2 separate regions of the Homo sapiens genome follow, and region 2 is linked to region 1. Evidence: chromatin loops called from intact Hi-C (ENCODE). Cell type or tissue: ascending aorta. All regions are shown on one strand. Links, peaks and the distances in the headings refer to the core of each region. The heading gives the core; the rest is flanking DNA. Region 1 holds the start of CUTA (cutA divalent cation tolerance homolog). Region 2 holds the start of AGPAT1 (1-acylglycerol-3-phosphate O-acyltransferase 1).

Evidence for each region. Hi-C counts contacts between places; a loop is a spot of excess contacts. Peaks named below come from ENCODE experiments on the same cell type or tissue, not always from the same donor. Only the 100,000 strongest peaks of a DNase experiment are listed, where the experiment ranks them.
Region 2: it touches region 1 in a loop (5-fold over the local background); 2 of 110 quality-filtered maps call a loop at or near these places.

What each region holds. Positions count from the first base shown.
Region 1 is chr6:33,414,269-33,422,920 of GRCh38, reverse strand. It overlaps PHF1 (PHD finger protein 1), which reads right to left. Exons shown (of 15, transcript NM_024165.3): 9 at 8,555-8,652; 10 at 8,377-8,444; 11 at 8,092-8,196; 12 at 7,777-7,966; 13 at 7,592-7,686; 14 at 7,251-7,331; 15 at 6,482-7,111. The coding sequence ends at 6,823. CUTA (cutA divalent cation tolerance homolog) reads left to right here and starts at 4,814. Exons shown (of 6, transcript NM_001014840.2): 1 at 4,814-4,962; 2 at 5,226-5,440; 3 at 5,611-5,670; 4 at 5,779-5,824; 5 at 5,952-6,001; 6 at 6,145-6,479. The coding sequence starts at 4,921. The coding sequence ends at 6,271. SYNGAP1 (synaptic Ras GTPase activating protein 1) reads right to left here and starts at 2,856. Exons shown (of 19, transcript NM_006772.3): 1 at 2,590-2,856. The coding sequence starts at 2,656. In ascending aorta, for the core only: CTCF peaks have their summits at 4,318 and 8,101 (motif pointing right); DNase peaks (open chromatin) are centred at 2,860, 4,680, 5,269 and 5,587; H3K4me3 peaks cover 4,465 bases; H3K27ac peaks cover 6,098 bases.
Region 2 is chr6:32,171,604-32,181,384 of GRCh38, reverse strand. AGPAT1 (1-acylglycerol-3-phosphate O-acyltransferase 1) reads left to right here and starts at 5,301. Exons shown (of 7, transcript NM_006411.4): 1 at 5,301-5,571. It overlaps RNF5 (ring finger protein 5), which reads right to left and starts at 2,980. Exons shown (of 6, transcript NM_006913.4): 1 at 2,734-2,980; 2 at 1,826-1,844; 3 at 1,622-1,734; 4 at 1,454-1,508; 5 at 1,259-1,376; 6 at 592-1,156. The coding sequence starts at 2,873. The coding sequence ends at 1,059. It overlaps AGER (advanced glycosylation end-product specific receptor), which reads left to right. Exons shown (of 11, transcript NM_001136.5): 10 at 1-34; 11 at 146-416. The coding sequence ends at 242. It overlaps MIR6833 (microRNA 6833), which reads right to left and starts at 1,569; the gene lies at 1,509-1,569. RefSeq lists an enhancer at 2,692-3,220. In ascending aorta, for the core only: no CTCF peak of the experiment used is centred there; DNase peaks (open chromatin) are centred at 3,114, 3,514, 4,004 and 5,214; H3K4me3 peaks cover 4,775 bases; H3K27ac peaks cover 4,033 bases.

The DNA.
Region 1 (8,652 bases), core at 653-8,652:
AAAGAAGAAGTCGGGGAGCTTACCTGTTCACAGTCAGAGACATGAGAGGGCCTCCCCTCCCAACTCTTCCCTCCTCTGTGCCCTCCTCCCCTAGTTCAACCCTGCTCATCCTTTAGGGAAAGTTCTGGTTCTTCTGGTGGTAAGGAGAAGATGGCTTTTGTCGGCATCTGGCTGTGGAGGCCCCAGGGCAGAAGGTGGGAAATATGCCCTTGTTTGGACAAGTAGAGACCAAATTTATCTCTTCTCCCATTCAGTGCCCAGAGATTCAACACTGCCCCCACCACCTCACCCCACCTAGTCTCAGTGGACAGGATGGAAGCCACTCCATAGGTCAGGAGCCTTCTCAAGGCACAGTGAGGAGCTTGAGGAAGAAAGATGTCAGGGGGAAAGAATGGAATATCCAGGCCTGGTGACACAGAGGGGCCTCCAAAGACAAGAGCTGGAGATGGGAACAAAACTTTGAGAAGAGAGAACAGTAGACCAAGTGTCGCCTATGGCTGAGATGAGACCAGGGTCCTCCTTCCCCAGCTCTGTTGTTCTTGCCATGCCGCTCTCCCTGCAAACTGCCTCTCCTTTAAACCCCAATGCCACACAGGCCCTATTGAAGTAAGAGAGATGTCACATTGGCGACAGCAAAGAGCTAGAAATTAGGCTTAAGGTATCAGATTTTAGATGGAAAAAAGATCAAACTCTGTCACCTTTATGGGATAACCATGAGTATACTGCAGGAGAACTGGTCTTTGAGCTTCATTCCAACAGAATGCACTGAGTAGCAGAGTTTTGCAAATTCAGCCCTTTTCTGTCTATAAATATGTCTCTCAAATTTACCCAACCTCCAGATCACAGTGAGCGATGAACCCTCAGAATGTCCACCATTTAGAAACCACATACTTTGAAACTCTATCTCAACCCATCTCAGAGACTAACTAATGTTCTCTAGATACAGAGATCACCAATACCTAGCCTCTGAAACTACAGACATTGCAGGCAACATGCCCACCGCACTTAGACACTTGGTATACCCAGAGGAGAAATCTGTTGATACACATAAGCATTTGGGGAAAGGGCTGGTTCAGGCTGCAGCCAAGGGAGGCGGGTTAGACTTCAGAGGGCATCTTTCTCCTGGCAGCAGGGAACTTAGGAACAACTCTAGAAACACACACACACATACTGTCTGGACTTGGTGAAGAATGATTCTGGGAGGCAGATGCAAGAGGCAGAGCAACATGGCTGAGAAACGGGAAATTTTTACTAGGATGAGAAATCCCTCAAGGGCTGAGATGGGGATCCCTTGTTCTAATCATCAAAACCTGTGTCTTTGTACCCCAAATCTCCAACACCCCAATAAGTAGAGGAGACAAGAAAAGAGAAATGATAATAAGAGTTGAGGTATTAAGGGAAAGTGGGTAGGCACAGACTTGTGGTGACAAGGAATGGTCTGGGAGACAAATAATAGGAGTAGATAGAAAAGGAGGCAGAAATGATGGTAAATGCCCAGGGGCAAGGGAATACACCTGAAGGGCTCGACTGGACATGTGTCAGAGCAAAGGAGGCAGACCTAATGCGGAGGCTATGAGAAGGGGTCAAGACGGACTAGTAAAGAAGTGATAGAGATATAAGGGAGCGACCACATAGAAAAGAGATAAGAGAGAGGCAATGAACACCAGAGAGGGGACTGATATAGGGGAAGGACAGAAGGGGGACTCATATAAGGAACGGACACCATATGGGGGGAAAGATATAGGTGATGGACAGCAGAGGAGGGAGGGGGAATGGAAATAAGGATTGGAGGGGTGGGGGAAGGGGGTAAAAGTGATGAAGTGAAGACAGCATTAAGACCCCAGAGGTTACATTTTACTGGTCAAGAGCCTTTAAGAGGGTCAGAGTCTGGGGCAGGATCCTAACCTGTCCCCTACTCCCATCATTTCATCTTACTTGTACTGCCACCCCCCCAAGCACACATAATTTGGCCCTCCCCCTGCCCTGGTCTCCCCTCCCCCACCGTTCCCTCTCTCTTCTCTCTTCCCTCCATCTGGACCCTCCATCCCCCCACCCCCCACTGCCTCCCTCTCTCTCCATCTGGCCCCTTCTCTCCCTCCATCCTCCTCTCTTTTTCCGCCCCTTACCATACTCTGAGTCCCCCACCAAATTATCCCCCCACATCTTCTTGGCTTCTCTTTTCACCCCTATGTTTTCATTTCTCCTTCCTAGCCCCTCTCCCAAGACTCTGTCCCTCTATTTCCTTGATGTTTTCCTCATCACTCAGCTCCCACCCCCAAATTATTTCTGCAGCTTTTTCCCCAACCCAATCCTTCTACCTTCCCACCCCTTTCTGGCGCTTTCTTTCCCCTTCATCATTTTCCCTTCAGCCCCCTTTCAAGGCCCATTTCCTGGCCCCTCCATCCCTTATCTACCCCTATCCCTCTGGCCTCCAATCCCTCCTTCCCGGTTGCTCCCACCCCTGCCTTCCCGGTCCTCCCCTCTCCCTCCATTTCAGCCGCTCCCTTCCCTCGGCCCCGACTCTCCCCCGCCCCCTGCCCCTCCCCCTGTTGCCCCCCATATGGCCCTCCCCCTCCCCCCACCACGTACCTCTGAAGGGGGCATAGGACATCGCGGGGATGCTCCCCCGATGGATGGAGGCTCGAGACCTGCTCATCAGGCCTGGGGGGAGGGGGCGGGGGGACGGGGGAGAAAGAAGAGAGAAAGAGGGGGAGAAAGAGGGGGAGAAGGAGGAGGAGGTGGAGGAGGAGGAGGAGGAGAGAGGAGGAGAGAGGAGCAGAGAGAAGCAGAGAGGAGGAGAGAGGAGGAGGAGGAGGAGAATAAGAGCCAACGGCAGCAGCGGCAGCCGAGAGAGAGGGGGGGCGGGGGAGCGAGCGAGAGCGAAGAGAGCAGGAGGAGGAGGAGGAGGGAGAGACTCTGCAGCCCCCACCCCTACTCCGGGAGGCCCAGATTGTGAGAGAGAGAGAGACCCCTGACTCAAAAACACACCAGAGAGAGACAGAGGTCCTAAAGATGCAGACCCCAGACCCTGAGACAGAGAGACCCTAGACCCACAGAGAAAGATACTTCACCACCCCCCACTGTGGGGTAATTTGAGACACAGGGCCAAAATCTAGAGGAAAAGAGACTCCTGATTTGAGGAAAAAACGACCCCAGATCCCCCAGAGAGAGAAGCTCAATATCAAAATCTGAAAATCCAGTCTAAAAAGGGTTCTCCATACCTACAGATATCTTAGACTCCAGACCCTGAGATGATGATTTCAGGGACCAGGACCTGAGACCTAGACTCAGAAAAAGATGAGGCCCAGATTCAGAAAGAGCCAGATGTAGAATTAGAGCTTAGAGAACTCAGACCTAGAAAGAGACCCCAGACTCAGATCTCAGAGACTGATAACTTAGAGACAGAGACACTCCTGACTTAAGGGGAGATAGAGACTTCAGCTGGTCCGGAGATGGACAACTCAGAGACCCAAAATTCATGAAGAAGACTTCGAAAGACCTCAGAGTGCGACCACAGACCCTGAAACATAGAAACCCCCCAAACCAGAAGCATAAAAGGAAACTCAATCCTAAGAAAGATCTCCACACAAATACTGAAAGACCCCTCCGAAATCTGTCTCAGAGACAAACTCCAAACTCAAAGACAGAGATCTCAGGGAACCTCCCCTCCCCACTTCCCTGCCCTAGAACCTCCGAGAGGTATAACCCTGACGTCAGCCTGGGAAACTCCGAGGCATCCCCACCACCAGACCAATGACCTCAGACCTTGAAGGGAGGGGAAATATTGGGTGGGGGCAGTGGCAAGAGCTTTTTTCTCTGCACCTCCTCCCACCTCTCTGCCTCTCATTGGCCCCTCTCTCCATTTTTGGGTCACAGGATGTGCTTGGGCCCCAGGGAAGTTATGTAGGGCAGGTCCTGGCTCCTTGGGGGATGGGTTAGGGAAAGGAGACCCGAGGCTGAGAGGTGGACCAATCCTGGGGAGTGGAATAGGCAGGGAAGAGGGGACAGAAGGACCATCACCACTGTCCCCATCCTGCAGCCCTCGTTCTCCTTCCCTCTGATTCAGTAGTCTGTCTCAAGCTTTGGGTTTTCAATTAAGATGGCTAGGCCCCATTTTCACCATCCTCTACCACAGGGTCTCGCTCTGTTTTAAAATGCTTCTTTCCTCAGCTAGCTATTGTCTTGCCATGCCCGTGCCTGCCTAATCACTCCCTGCTACCCAGGGACAGCGGGCTTCTAGATCACCGTTGTTCATTCCCAAACCCAGGCATATCTCTGCCCAACTAAAAGGGCAGGGGGCGCTCTCTTAACCCCTGAGTTTGGGGTGAAGGGTCCTTCTCAGACCCTCCCACTCCTTAAGACCTCGGAAACAGTGCAGGGGAGGTCACTAGGCACATTGTGGGGTTTAAGGATGATTCCCCACTCCACAGCCTGACGCATCGACTCTGCGGGGTCTCTGGCCCCCCTTTCCTGGAACCAGCTCTCGCCTCACGTGGCCTGCGAGGCTGGCCTGTGATTGGCCACTTGGCGTCACTCACTGAGTGCCGCCGCCGAAGAGGACCGGCCCCCTCACGTGACAGTGGAACGCCGCAGCGGCTCTCCTCAGCCAGCAAGTGGCAGTTTCGGGTTCACACGGAAACGGGCGTGCCATTTCCGCGCACGTCTGCAGATGCGGTAGTCGATTGGTCAAGTCTCCCATGGCTCCTCCTTCATCAGGAGGTGGGCAAACCGCGCCATGATAGGGTCGGGATTGGCTGGCTCTGGAGGCGCAGGTGGTCCTTCTTCTACTGTCACATGGTGCGCGCTGTTTTCTAATCACGTGGCTGCCACCCAGGTAAGAAGAGGCCGCTCTTCCTGGGGTTGTTTCTCCGTGTGACGTGTGGCCTTTGAGATCAACTCTCCTGTACCAGCGTAGGCCGCATGAGTGGGGGGCGGGCTCCCGCGGTCCTGCTCGGCGGAGTGGTGAGTGACCGGCCCCGCCCCGCCCCTTCCGGTCCTCGAAGCCTCGACCGCTACCCGCACCCTAAATCCCAGAGGTTGGCCCCCTGAGGTGTGAGTGAAATGAGCTTTTGCTTTATTTTCCAAGTTTCTCTCTCACCTTCAGGGGCATTCTTCGGGGGTGCATCAGAGGGAGGGCAGAGCCTGAGGATCTAAGCGAAGGCTTCCCCGGGTGTAATTTCCTGGGCTGTTTGTGAGGAGAGATCGAATTCGCCTCCTGCTCTCAGGCCTCTCTGCTCCTGTCTTTTGTTTGGATGCCGGCGCTGCTGCCTGTGGCCTCCCGCCTTTTGTTGCTACCCCGAGTCTTGCTGACCATGGCCTCTGGAAGCCCTCCGACCCAGCCCTCGCCGGCCTCGGATTCCGGCTCTGGCTACGTTCCGGGCTCGGTCTCTGCAGCCTTTGTTACTTGCCCCAACGAGAAGGTCGCCAAGGAGATCGCCAGGTAGGGACCTCGATGTGCAGCGAGAAAGGATGATCATGAAGGGACAGTTGGGGGTGGGGCAGAAGAGTGCTGCTTTCTCCTTTCTCCAGCTCTGGAAGCCTGTCTCTGGGCTGCCAGTACAAAAACTGGGGTTATGGGGTACTCTGAATGGGACTGTCTCTTCACTCCAGGGCCGTGGTGGAGAAGCGCCTAGCAGCCTGCGTCAACCTCATCCCTCAGATTACATCCATGTGAGTCATAGGAGTTGGGGGGTTAACCTAACTGTAGGAGCTGACTGGGAACCTCTTTCCTGGGGGAAATTCTTTGCTCCCCACAACTCTCCCCCTCTGACCTTTCAGCTATGAGTGGAAAGGGAAGATCGAGGAAGACAGTGAGGTGCTGATGGTGAGAAACATTTCCCCCACCCAACAAAATATCCCCAATCCCTGACCCCTTTAGCCCTTACCCCTCTTCTGAGAAACTGAACTCAATCCCACTCCTTGATTCAACCATGTTTATCTTTGTCCCTTAGATGATTAAAACCCAAAGTTCCTTGGTCCCAGCTTTGACAGATTTTGTTCGGTGAGAACTTTGAGATGGATGGGGTGAGGGTGTGTACTGTGTGGGTGTGACTTGCTGGGCAGTCTAGGGCTTGCGTGTAAGGGAGTGGGTTCTTTTGGGTAAATCTTTGAGTGATCCCCTTCCCCCACCCACCTATTTTGTAGTTCTGTGCACCCTTACGAAGTGGCCGAGGTAATTGCATTGCCTGTGGAACAGGGGAACTTTCCGTACCTGCAGTGGGTGCGCCAGGTCACAGAGTCAGTTTCTGACTCTATCACAGTCCTGCCATGATGAGCCCTGTTCCTGCTCATCATGAAGATCCCCGCGATACTTCAACGCCTTCTGACTTCCAGGTGATGACTGGGCCCCCAATAAATCCCGTCTTTGGGTCTCTCTGCCTTTTGCCTGTTTTTTGTCATGTATGCAAATTTGTTGGGAGAATATAAGTGCTTCTAGTCCCTGTATTCTCTACATCTTTCAGAATGACTCAGAGCTGCTAGATTTGTTTATTTCTCTTTATTTCAATCATACAGAGTCCGGGATCCCTTATCATCCTCCCTCCTCAGTCTCTGCCCCCAGGGGTTAAATAATTTTAAAAAATATTTAAAAAGCTGTAACAAAATAACATCAAAGGAAATGGGAAGGATGGGAGGGGTCAGGAATCATGAAGGAGGGTAGAGAAGAGGGCCTCTTCCCCACTCCCCACTCTTGGATTCCAGCCTGGGCAGTAGGGAGAACTACCCCCTATCTCTCCAGGTACATCCCAGCTGTAGGTGAGGTCAGAGGTCAGGGTATGAAAGTGCCGGTGTGTGTGAATGGGGAGCTGGGCAGAGGCAGGCTGTTCAGAAGATGCCCCCTCCTCCCCACTCAACCAGGTACTGCACAGAGCCATCAGGCCGTACTCTCCGAGCAAGGACCCGGACAGGGTCCCCTCGGGACAGGTAACCAACCCCACCTCGGACTCCTCCCCCAGTCCCAGGAGACAAACTACGGCACAGGGGAGAAGGGGGTGCTGAGCGTCTAGGAAGACCTGGGGATGGGGATGAAACTGAGGAAGATGAGGCAGTCATCGAGTGGGGGGCACTTTTAGGGATGTCTGTGGGGAAACCAATGTGAAGTTCCAGGGGTGACCTAGGGAGAGAAGGCAATTGTAAGAAATGGGCAGAAATGGAGAGCACATGTGAATCAGAGAAACAGTGTTAGAGACTAAGAGCCTTGAGCACATAGAGGGGAAGAAGAGCATCACTGGTAATAGAAGACAGAATCTCACCTGTCTGGGGGTCCACTGTCCCCAGAGGTCCCTGCGGTGCTGGCAGAAGGGTGGAAGGAAGCAAACATCCGGATGGGGCTGCTGGGGTTGGAGTGGGGAAAGTCAGGACCTGAAGCAGGGGAACAGGACCTTCTCCCCCTGGGAAGTGCAGAGCTCAAACACTACCCCCAAGGGACTCCCTTCCCCAGAATACTGGCTACCAGACACTAGTTCTAGAAGTCGGTCTAGGCCAAGAAGTGGGTAGCCAAGGGGGAGAGGGAAAAGAATTCTGGGTGATAAAGTCCAGAAGATGTGAATAATTGGGAGCATATTTTGTGGGGGAGGGGCAGAGGAGCACTGACCTGGGCAGGCAGCGGGCATCTGTGGGCCGGAAGTTGTAGCCGCTGCTGCCCTGGTAACTCTGGTTAGGGCTGGGGGATGGTGGAGACACTGAGGCCTAGAAGAGGGGGCAAAGGACTGAGAGATAATCCTTGACTCCTTCCCACACCCCACCATTTGCTCCATCGGGTTCCCCCTGCTCCAGTACCTGCAGTGCCCTCTGCAGATGAGCCCGCTCCCTCTGCTCCTGGGGCTCGGGCTGATTGCGCACTGCTGAGGGTGGCCCCAGCTCCTCCACTTTCCCCTTCTGCCTCCTCCTCAGGGGCTCTGGCTCCGGCCTCCGGCGCTTCCCCAGGGGACGTGAGACCCCTCCCCCAGGGCCCTGCCCTGAAGGGAAGCTGTAAGAGGCCTCCTTATCCCCCCAGCCCCCTCCCGGACACCCCCAAGACCTCCCCATCTCTATACATATACCCCCCAGGACTAACACCCTGAGAATTTCCCCCATCCCCCCTGGACCAGTGACCTGGTGAGTGCTCCATCTCCAGTAGGGGGCTCCACAGGGGGAGGCATCCGAGCATGGAGACCAAACAAACATTTCCTCTTCTTAATCTCTCTCCCTGAAATGAAACTGGGGCAAGAAGAGAAATGATATAGGGTCAGTGCTGTAAAAAACGGTTCCTCCTTACGCCATTCCTCAATCCTTTTCAGTCACAGTCTTCCAGGTGGGTTGCAAGCCCCTCCCCTTCCAGGCTTCCACTCTCCATCTCTTTCCGAGCCTCATCCTTGCCTCCTCTTCCCTCCAACTCACCGGTCCTTGTGGCTGTTAAGAGCAGAGAGGAGCCTGGAAGAACGTTCTCCTTTGGGGGTGTCTGAAAGCTGGGAGAAATGAAGAAAAATGGGGCCAGGGGAGCAGTGATTTCTTCTCTTCCCCTTTCCGCTACATCTCCCTGTCCCATCCCAACCCCCAAAACTGCACTACCCCTTACCTCCCCCAGGAGCAAACTGTCCCAATTCTCAGAAGTGAAGGGGAGGATCTCACGATCAAAATCAAAGTATTTCTTCTTACAGCAAACACTGAGGTGAT
Region 2 (9,781 bases), core at 1-8,000, 1.2 Mb after region 1:
TGTGGCAAAGGCGGCAACGCCGAGGAGAGGAGAGGTGAGTGGAGAAAGCCAGACCCCTCAGACCTAGGGCTTCCAGGCAGCAAGCGAAGAGGGGTCGGGGGGTGGAACGACAACGTGCCGCATTCCCCCCAATCTTTCTCCTCAGGAAGGCCCCAGAAAACCAGGAGGAAGAGGAGGAGCGTGCAGAACTGAATCAGTCGGAGGAACCTGAGGCAGGCGAGAGTAGTACTGGAGGGCCTTGAGGGGCCCACAGACAGATCCCATCCATCAGCTCCCTTTTCTTTTTCCCTTGAACTGTTCTGGCCTCAGACCAACTCTCTCCTGTATAATCTCTCTCCTGTATAACCCCACCTTGCCAAGCTTTCTTCTACAACCAGAGCCCCCCACAATGATGATTAAACACCTGACACATCTTGCTCTTGTGTGTCTGTGTGTGTGTATGAGACACAACCTCACCCCTATACCCTTGAGGGCCCTGAAGGAAAGGGACTCACCCCCATACTTCACCATACTATACCAAACATCTACTCAAGTTGGGGAGAAGATGCTTCTGTCGGGGGTGGGGGCGAACTTGGGAAGAGATCCCATCAATATATTTCACCTTTTTTATTGAATTTGTATTAAAGGAGGTAGTGAGGGGGCGGAAGCACTTAAGAGTCAGAATCCATATTAGACTCTGGGGAGTGAAAAATTAAATTAAATCAGTAAGATGGGGAGTGGGGGAAGAGTCAGAGGGAACTTTGCCCACCTTTGAAGATCAAATCAAGAAATCAGGGAAAGCAAAGACTTAGGAGAGGAGAAAGACATTCTCTCAATCCATCCTCCTTCCCCAGGGCAGAGAATTAAACAACGTTACTGAGTGAGCCTCTGAGCAGAAGGCTCTCCCATCTATGCACAGACTTCACTCCTCCTCCCCAGGCCTTCCTGGACAATGTCCAGGGCTGGCCTTAGCCAACAGAAATAGAGGGGTCAAGGGGGTCCAGGAGTACGGAAGGGTCAGCAGGGACCCTCAATACTGATTCTTCTCTGGCTGGAGGTGGGCAGGAAGCAGACATAGCTCAAATACTGAGCAGCCAAAAAAAGAAGAAGATGGCGAGAAACAGGAAGAGGGAATCCTGCCAGCTGGAGGCTGGGTGACCCTGTCCCAGATCCACACCTGTGGGAGAGAGGAAAGCTGTGGAAGCATATGCTCCTAGGCTGGGAGGGGGCCTGAGGGGATTCACAGGGCTCCCTGATGGGAGCTGAGTGTGACTCTTACCTGTACCCCGGCGGAAAGGCTCATGGGCATTGAAGACGGTGGTGAAAAAGCCAAAGGGAAAAGCACCAACACCAAATGAGAAGTGGAAGCCCCCGGTATCACCAAATGGCTGGAATCCCTAGGGAGGCAGAAAAAGTCAGACAGGAAGCCGGCAAATCTGTCAAGGAAGGGACACAACTGGACAAGAAGACTCACCCCTCTGCTCTCCGGAGCTGGTCTCTGGCCCTGGGGGCGGGGTGGAGTTTTTAATCTGAGGAAGTGGAGAGAGAAAGTTAACAGGGATTTTTCTCCTCCCATCTTCCACACCGTTTTCCAAGGGCAGAAGCCTTCAATCTTCCCTAAGCAACACCTCCAGTCTCTCACCTGGGATCCTGGGGCTTCTGGCTCCCTCGCCCATAAAGCGGGACAACCTTCTCTCTGCTGATCCCAGCTTTACATACTGGACACTCTTGCCGTTCTGGCCGTGTCTCCAGCCACTGGGGAGAAAAAAGGTGGTTTCCAGTATACAAGAGGGTCTTACAGCTCCTCAGACCTCCCCATTTCCCTCTTCATCTCCTGAGTACGCACCTGATGAAGACATGGCCAACTGGATGGGGGAGAAAAAAAAAAAAAGGTCAAACTAGCTACAGAAAAGAGAGACACAGACCCTAGACTTCGCAGAATCCCATCTAACCCCTCTTCCCAAGCAACCTGCTGTTGCTTTTCAGATTTTCTGCAACCTCTACCATGCCAGCCAACTTAGTTAGCCTTCCTGCTTGTCTGATCTTCCAACACCTAAAGCTCTGTCCATCCTCAACACACTCAACCCTCTCCTTTCTCCTCTCCCCAACAAACACATACAAATTTTCGTGCCCTCTCTTTTCTGCCTTTCAAGTTAATTTCTAATTTCCTTCAGCCACCTCTTTCTGGGTCTCCTCTTTTCAACCCCAACCCCATCACTCCAAACCAAACCCCTTTACTAGCACATTCCCCCATTACTCACTTTCAAGCTCAATAATGTCCCTATCTTTATGACCCTTTAACCTTTCAAGTCTGCCTCTCCACAGTGCCCTTATACCAGCCCCCTCCCAGATCTCATCTGAATGTGATCCATATTTCCTGGTTCTCCCCGACTCAACTGATGCGTGCCTCCCTTAACCTTTGTGTCTCACTTGTTTCCACCTGCACAGCTAAGACCCCTCACTTCTCTGGGGTAAGGTGGCTCGGGTCTCACATTGTCCTGCCACTCCCCGCCCCACCTTCTCTTCTCAGCACATCACGTGCCTCAGCTCCTGGTTCCTAAGACCTTTCTTTCCACAGATCTCGACCGTTATACTCCCACCCACACATACCAGCAAAGTCTTATGTCTCCTGTCGGGCTTCACCTATGGGAACGTGCCCTCCGATTATCTGTATGACTGTATGATTATTCGCTCCTAGCCTCTCCAGTATATAAGCGAGACCCACCACCTCCCGCCCCCCTCCTCGATTCTCACCAGTACAGGTGGCCACACACACTGACCACAGCTTCCCGAGCAGTCTCCAAACATATATTACATTCGAAGGTCGCGCCCGCCCCGCCCCGCTCGCGATTTGGCCCTTCGGGGCCCCCGTCCTCCTCCTCCGCTGCTGCCATGGCCGGTTTTGTTTCGCCCCACGTACCCTTCAGTCCCCCCAAATACACATACACACGCCCCAACAAACCAGAAACCACCTCCTGCCCACGATCGTTGGGCAGGCTTCAAGGTTTCCTAATCACTATTGGTCTGAATGCCTGCCAGTCACAAAGAATTCAAAAGAAAGGATTGGCCCAAAGGGTAGGGGCGGGAAAAGGTTAGTGCAGTCCTGCCTTCGCACAATGGCTATTGGCTGATACGGTCTAAGTCAATGTGCAATGCCAAGGGATTGGTAATAACTCGCTACACGCTGTCGCCTGGCCAAGGAGGGCTTTATTCGTCTGAGTAGTTGTCAGTCATAACCAAAGCCATAAGCAATTTGCTCGGGACTACCTATAGACCTCGCCCACTATAAGCCCCTTTCTTTCCTTCGCTTCCTCTTTTAGAGAATGTCCGGATTGCTATTGGACTTTGGAGCGTATGGCTCCAAATCAACTCATTGGCTAAAACTTGACGGAAAATGGTGGTTAGGTAAAACGCGCCTGCGCAGCACGCGGCGGGACGGGGGTGGGCCAATCCTGTGAGGGTTTAACCTTCTCTTTTTCCACCTCTTCACCCCTATCTTGTCGCCATGGTGACTGCTCTACAATTGGCGAGGCTTGCACTTCAAAGTCCTAGGCTCGCTTCATCCGGGTCCTTCAGCTGTGGACTTTCTGCTGATTGGGCCTTTTCCTTTTCCCCTGATTGGCCGACATCGGGAAAGACGGCGAAGAGCTAGGAAAAGAGGGAAAACACTAGGGTCGCAGGGTTCAAAATGGCTCCAACCTCCTTTGGTGACGTAGAGAGCAGAACTTGGGTCTGCCCCTCCCTTTTAGTTAAGGGAGCAGAACTGGGATTAGCCCGACGTTTGGATAGTGGGAACATCGATCTGCGGCGCTGGTGTTAACCCAACTCATTCGGCTGGACGACTCAGCCCTCCCCATATTAGGTGATTTACAGAGCAAAACTGAACTAAAGGCCCACCCCTTTCTTAATGTTGTACACAGAGTAGAACAGGATTGACTTCAACTCCGTTTTAAACCTTCAGAGCAGGAAAGCTCTGGGCTCAACCCCTTTGTGAGTGGTGCAAAAGGGACAAAGCCCGCCCCTTTTAAGGAGACCCGCGGAGGCTAGACCCGCCCTTTCCTCTTTATAATTTGCCCATCAGAAATAGGGTCTTCTTCCCAGGTTGGACCCCGGGGAGTTTGGGCTTTTCCTACAATCACTGACCCTCACTGTGACTAAAGGAGCAGAATTAGGTAACAGTCCTCCCACTACCAATCCTCTTCCCGAGGGCATGTAAACTAATGCAGGGTAAAGGTGTGGCTAGAGGGGGGACCTTGATAAAAGATCCCATGTGACTCAAGAGTAAGGAAAGATGAGAAGTTAGCAGTTGCGTAAAGAAGGACTGGGGCAGATGAGGATTCAGGAAGCTTGAGGTTTAGGAAGGAAGATATTGAGAGGGAAAGGTGGAAATGAAGGAGAGTGAAGTGATGGAATGATCCTAGTAAAGGGATAATGGGAGTGGAGGAAGAGAAGAGGGGGTGGAAAACTAGATACATGGCTACCAAATTAAGGAGGCACGCGCATTCCAGAGGAATCGGCATTCTTCCTCACTTTTTATTTTTCTAGAAAGCACCCCTGAAGCCAAATTTCCATTGGAAGAAAAGATGTACCCATATTGTATGTTGTGAGAAGGGGTTGTCTCAGCTTGGGCAAGTAAGGAGACTGATACGAAGGAAGTAGGAAAGAAAAGGTACAGAGGTAAAAGAGCATGGAAAAGGAAAGGGTCAGGGATAAGGCCAAAGAGATCTCTTCTCTTTAAAGGCCAGAGAAGGCAGGTGGAGGGGGGAGCTGGACTGCTGGGAGATAGTGAGGGACAAAGGGCAAAGGAAACCAGACCAGAGGACTGGAGAGTGAGATGGAGTGAGATGGAGTCCTGGAGAGAAAAAGAAGAGAGGTGAACTTAATGCTTGTCATATGGTAGGTAGATGCTTGATAAATGTTTAGAATTGAATGGGTACGGGAAAAGGGGTCCTTAAGAATAGTTGGGGGGAATAAGCAGCAGATAACCGGAGTTGAGAAAAAAAGAGACCAAGTAAAAGTGGCAGTTAAAAGAGAGCTGATGGAGAATAAAGGAAGGAATGTGCGGAAGGAGGAATACAGCACCAGGGGATCCAGAGCTGAAAGGGAGTTAGAGAAAAAAAAGATGCAGCTGGAGCCAGAGATGGGGGCAAAGACCGAGGGAGAGCCCTGGGGCGGGGCTCGCAAGAGGACACTGGTAGATGTGGGGAGGAGATGCCAGAGTTTCTGGGAGACGATTGGCAAAACAGGCTGCCCATCACCGCCCTCCACTTCCTGGCCGGCCCCGGAAACCAGCAGGCGTTGGGGAGGGGTGGCGGGGGAATAGCGGCGGCAGCAGCCCCAGCCCTCAGAGAGACAGCAGAAAGGGAGGGAGGGAGGGTGCTGGGGGGACAGCCCCCCACCATTCCTACCGCTATGGGCCCAACCTCCCACTCCCACCTCCCCTCCATCGGCCGGGGCTAGGACACCCCCAAATCCCGTCGCCCCCTTGGCACCGACACCCCGACAGAGACAGAGACACAGCCATCCGCCACCACCGCTGCCGCAGCCTGGCTGGGGAGGGGGCCAGCCCCCCAGGCCCCCTACCCCTCTGAGGTGTGGGCGGGAAAGGGATGGGAGGAGGAGGGAAGAGGGTGCTGAAAGCGACTAGGATGAGGGGAAGGGGAGAGATTGGGTCTGGGAGGGCCGACTGGGGGAGAGGGTTGCTGGGGAAAGGAGAGGGGCCGACTGGGAAGAGGGTTGCTGGGGATAGGAGAGGGGACCTGAGAGGGAGGAAGGATGGAAGAGACCTGGGAGGGAGGAGAAATGGAAACCCTTGTGAATTTGGGACTGGGAGCGTGCACAGGGAATCCTGGAGAGGGAATTCCCTACACCTTCCCCAATTCCTTTTCTTGCCCTTTGACCCCACATGACTCTTGAAGGGTCATGAGGGGAGAAGGCCAGCAGAATTTGCCTCTTAGGAATACCCTTAGGTGCCTCTGTTTCCATCTAGGCACAGGACCTCTTGTTTCTCAGTGGCCTTCCACACTGCTAGACCCTTACTGACACACAAATGCCTTATGGGAGCCATGTTTTCTACATTGAGTCTGTGTGCCTTTGACATGTTTAATGGCTTGTGTGCAACTAGGTTGTCCCAATGCTATCCATAGGCTGTGTAGAAATGGTGTGTTATTTTCTATCAGAATTGCCCATTCTTCATTCTTGTGTCCATGTCTCACATCCAGTTTTGACATGTTTTAAGTACCGCATGTGTGTGAGTTTTCATATATTGCACCTGTTCTATAATTTCATGTTACTTGCACATTTTATGTTTTGGCATGTTTATTTCAGCATGTGAAGGTTATATACCTTATTTTGCTTTGGCTGACATGTCCATGGTCCTACCATTTGCAGTAGTCTTCATGTGTGGGATCCCATGGCTTGGCTGAATACCCCACACTCTGATGTCTGACTGAATTGGCCTGTTTGCTGTGTTTTCCCAGTCACAGTTCACAGAACACATGTGTATGCGCCTTTGCATGATACACTGATGTAACAGGACCATAGAATGTGTGTTATAAATTTGTCATCAGTATATTTTGTGAGCCGTATGCTCATTAAATTTGGCCCTCCATTGCATTTCTAAATCCTTGGACTTTTGTTCTCCAAAGAGGGTCACTTAATATCAAGTGTTAAGAGAAGAAGGTAACTGGGTCTCCAGGTCTGCAAAGAACCATCCCTGCATGCCTTACCTTGGTGACCTCCCTGGCCCATACCTCTCTACACAAACATTATCTTTCCAGTGGCTGTGTACAGTCTGTGTCCATGAGCTCAATGCATGTCACAGGGTCAATCCTGCTGTGAACCCCATTGTTGGTATTTATTTATGGACATTATCCTCCATTCTTTGCACTGTTGGCACACATTTGATGAGAGCAGCATCTTTCCCTGTGGCATCTTGATCCCATTCGGTACATTTCTCTTGTGAGATGACCTCTTCCTGATTATTGTTACTCTGCCTTCATTATGGCTATGTATTGCATGTATCTATTCAGAGTCGGTTACCATTAGGCTTGGTGTGTTCGTTACTTTCTCAGTGACTTCTTTTAGTAGTCACTTCTACTCAAGAGGATAACTATCTAATTTGTGATCAGAACCGCCATCTCTGTCATTAACTGTGGCTCTATGGGTGGGTATACAGCCTTAGAATCTGTTCAGCAAGTGTTTATTGAGCACCTACTCCATCTCCTATTGTCCTGGCACTGGAGATAAGACAGAGTCCCTGTCCTTAAGCTGCTTACAGCCTAAGGAGGGAAACAAAAACGCCAGTCAACACATAGTGTGTTGTCAAGATCAGTGGTTCTTAAATTCAGGCGCACATCAGACTCACCAGAGGGCTTGTTGAAATACAGATTGCTAGCCAGCCACGATGGCTCACACCTGTAATCCCAACAGTTTGGAAGGCTGAGGCAGGAGGATCGCGTGAGTCCAGGAGTTCAAAACCAGCCTGAGTGACAGAGTGAGAAAAAGAAAAACAGATTGCTGGACCTAATGCCCAGAATTTCTGATTCAGTAGATCTGGGGTGAAGTCTAATAATTTGCATTTCTATACTTCGAGACCCGCTGATCAAGATAAAAGTGTAAGGAAAGCACAGGCCTGGAGGGGTTCAGGCAGCCCTCCAAAAGGTGACACTGAGCTGTGTGAGGCAGGAGAAGAGACAGGCATTCCAGCCAAAGGGAACAGCATGTTCAAGGTGGGGAAGCATGAAAGATCATGGTGTCTGAGGAACTGAAGTGAATCAGTTTGACTGGAACAAAGAGTTTTGTGAGGATGTGGTCGAAGATGTAAGCAGAAGTCAACTTATCAAGAAGAGCCTTTAGGCAAGACAGGGAAATGCTCTGTGTTTCAGAAAAATCTGTGCTAACAGAAAAATCTCTGTGGTTGCTACGTGGAAGATGGATTGGAGGGAGTTGGGAGCCTACTCCACATAGTTCAGGGGAGAAATGATGCTGTTCTGAACTTGTAGGGGCAGTGGGATGGAGCAGCTCAGAAAGCCTACGGTATTCCAACTGGCAGGGTCTCCTGTTTCCTCTATTGCCTGTTACCTTCTCGCTTGGCAATAGGCTTACCTTTGAGCATAGCCCTTCCCATCATGGGAAGACAGTGCCTGTGGCCTCAGTAGGAATGACAGGTATTTGCCTGAACACCCTTTTTGTGAATTGTTACCCTGCCCCCAACACTGGGGCAGAGTGGAGGAAGGAGGAAGAACCTAGAACACAGGTTCTGTGTTCCTGCCTCTCTTCCTCTTGAGCCCTTTCCTCTCCCAGGGCAAGTGCTGTTAGGTCACCTTTACTCCATTCCCTCCTTTTTTCACTTGGTGAGGCCTCACACACTGTACCTGCCCACGCAAAGTGTCACTAGAAGGAAGGGAAAGGGTAGTAGGATTCGTTTGCCTGTCTGGAGGTAGGATTGGTCTTTGTAGCTATTCCAGGTATGTCCATAAGTTTACCTAGGAATAGGGGAGCTGCCTGGGTGGAGAGGGATTTTTCTAGTTATGCATTTACATTCTTTTATCTGTCACTGGGTGTAATTATAAATTTGTGTCTATGTGTGAACATGTTAGTCTTTGTATGACTGTGTGTCTGTTGGCATTAGTGACACGAACTTTTAATCTTGCCATTTGGCCCTTGGGTATATGGCTGTGAGTGTTCTGTCACAATCACCATATATGCTGTGTGCTGTGTTCGTATATATATATGCAATACATACCAGTGTCAGCGTAATGGAGTGGTTAGGAACACAGGCGGCTTAGATTTAACCTAGAAACTGCTGTTTAGGAGCTGTATGACCTCAGGTAAGTTATTTAGCCTCCCTGGGCCTATTTCCTATAAAATGTAAATAGTAATAGTACTTTCTAGACTATCATATGCATCATTTTAAGAGTTTAACTTAATGTATAGACCAGTACTGTTCTACAGAAATATAATGCAAGCCACAATGTAATTTTTTTATGGTAGCCACATTTTTACAAGGCAAAAAGAGTGAAATTAATTTTAGTAATATATTTTCTTGAATCTGATAACATCCAAAAGATTATAATTTCTTTTTTTTTTTTTGGAAATGGAGTCTCACTCCATTGCCCAGGCTAGAGTGCAGTGGCGTGATCTTGGCTCACTGCAACCTCCGCCTCCCGGATTCAAGCGATTCTCCTGCCTCAGCCTCCCGAGTAGCTGGGATTAAAGGCATGCGCCAACAGGCCCGGCTAATTTTTGTATTTTTAGTAGAGACGGGGTTTCACCATGTTGGTCAGGCTGGTCCTGAACTCCTGACCTCGTGATCTGCCCACCTCGGCTTCCCAAAGTGCTGGGATTACAGGCGTGAGCCACTGCGCCCGGCCCAAGATTATAATTTCAAAATGTAGTCAGCATAAAAGATTAGTAATGGATATCTCACATTTTGTTTTTTATTCAGTCTTTGAAATCTGATGTGTATTTTACATTTCCAGCACATCTCAGTTCAGACTAGCTGCATTTCAAGTAGCCACATGTAGGTGGTGGCTACTTTCTCGGACAGCACAAGTATAGACCATTATAAGACCCTTACCAGCTACAAGTGTTAGCTATTATTCTTGTTGTCATTTATTATCAGGTATCTGTGAATTGTAGATGTCTGTGTCTTGTGTCTCTTGTCTGAATATATCCGGAGCCTTTGGGAAGAGTGGTGGGAGAGCAGTCCTGAGCTCTTTCTCCACCACCCTCATCCTAGAGAGCCTTCCTGGGAAGGTTTCAATGAGACCCCTGCCCCAGTTTGTGTCTCAGGCCCTTG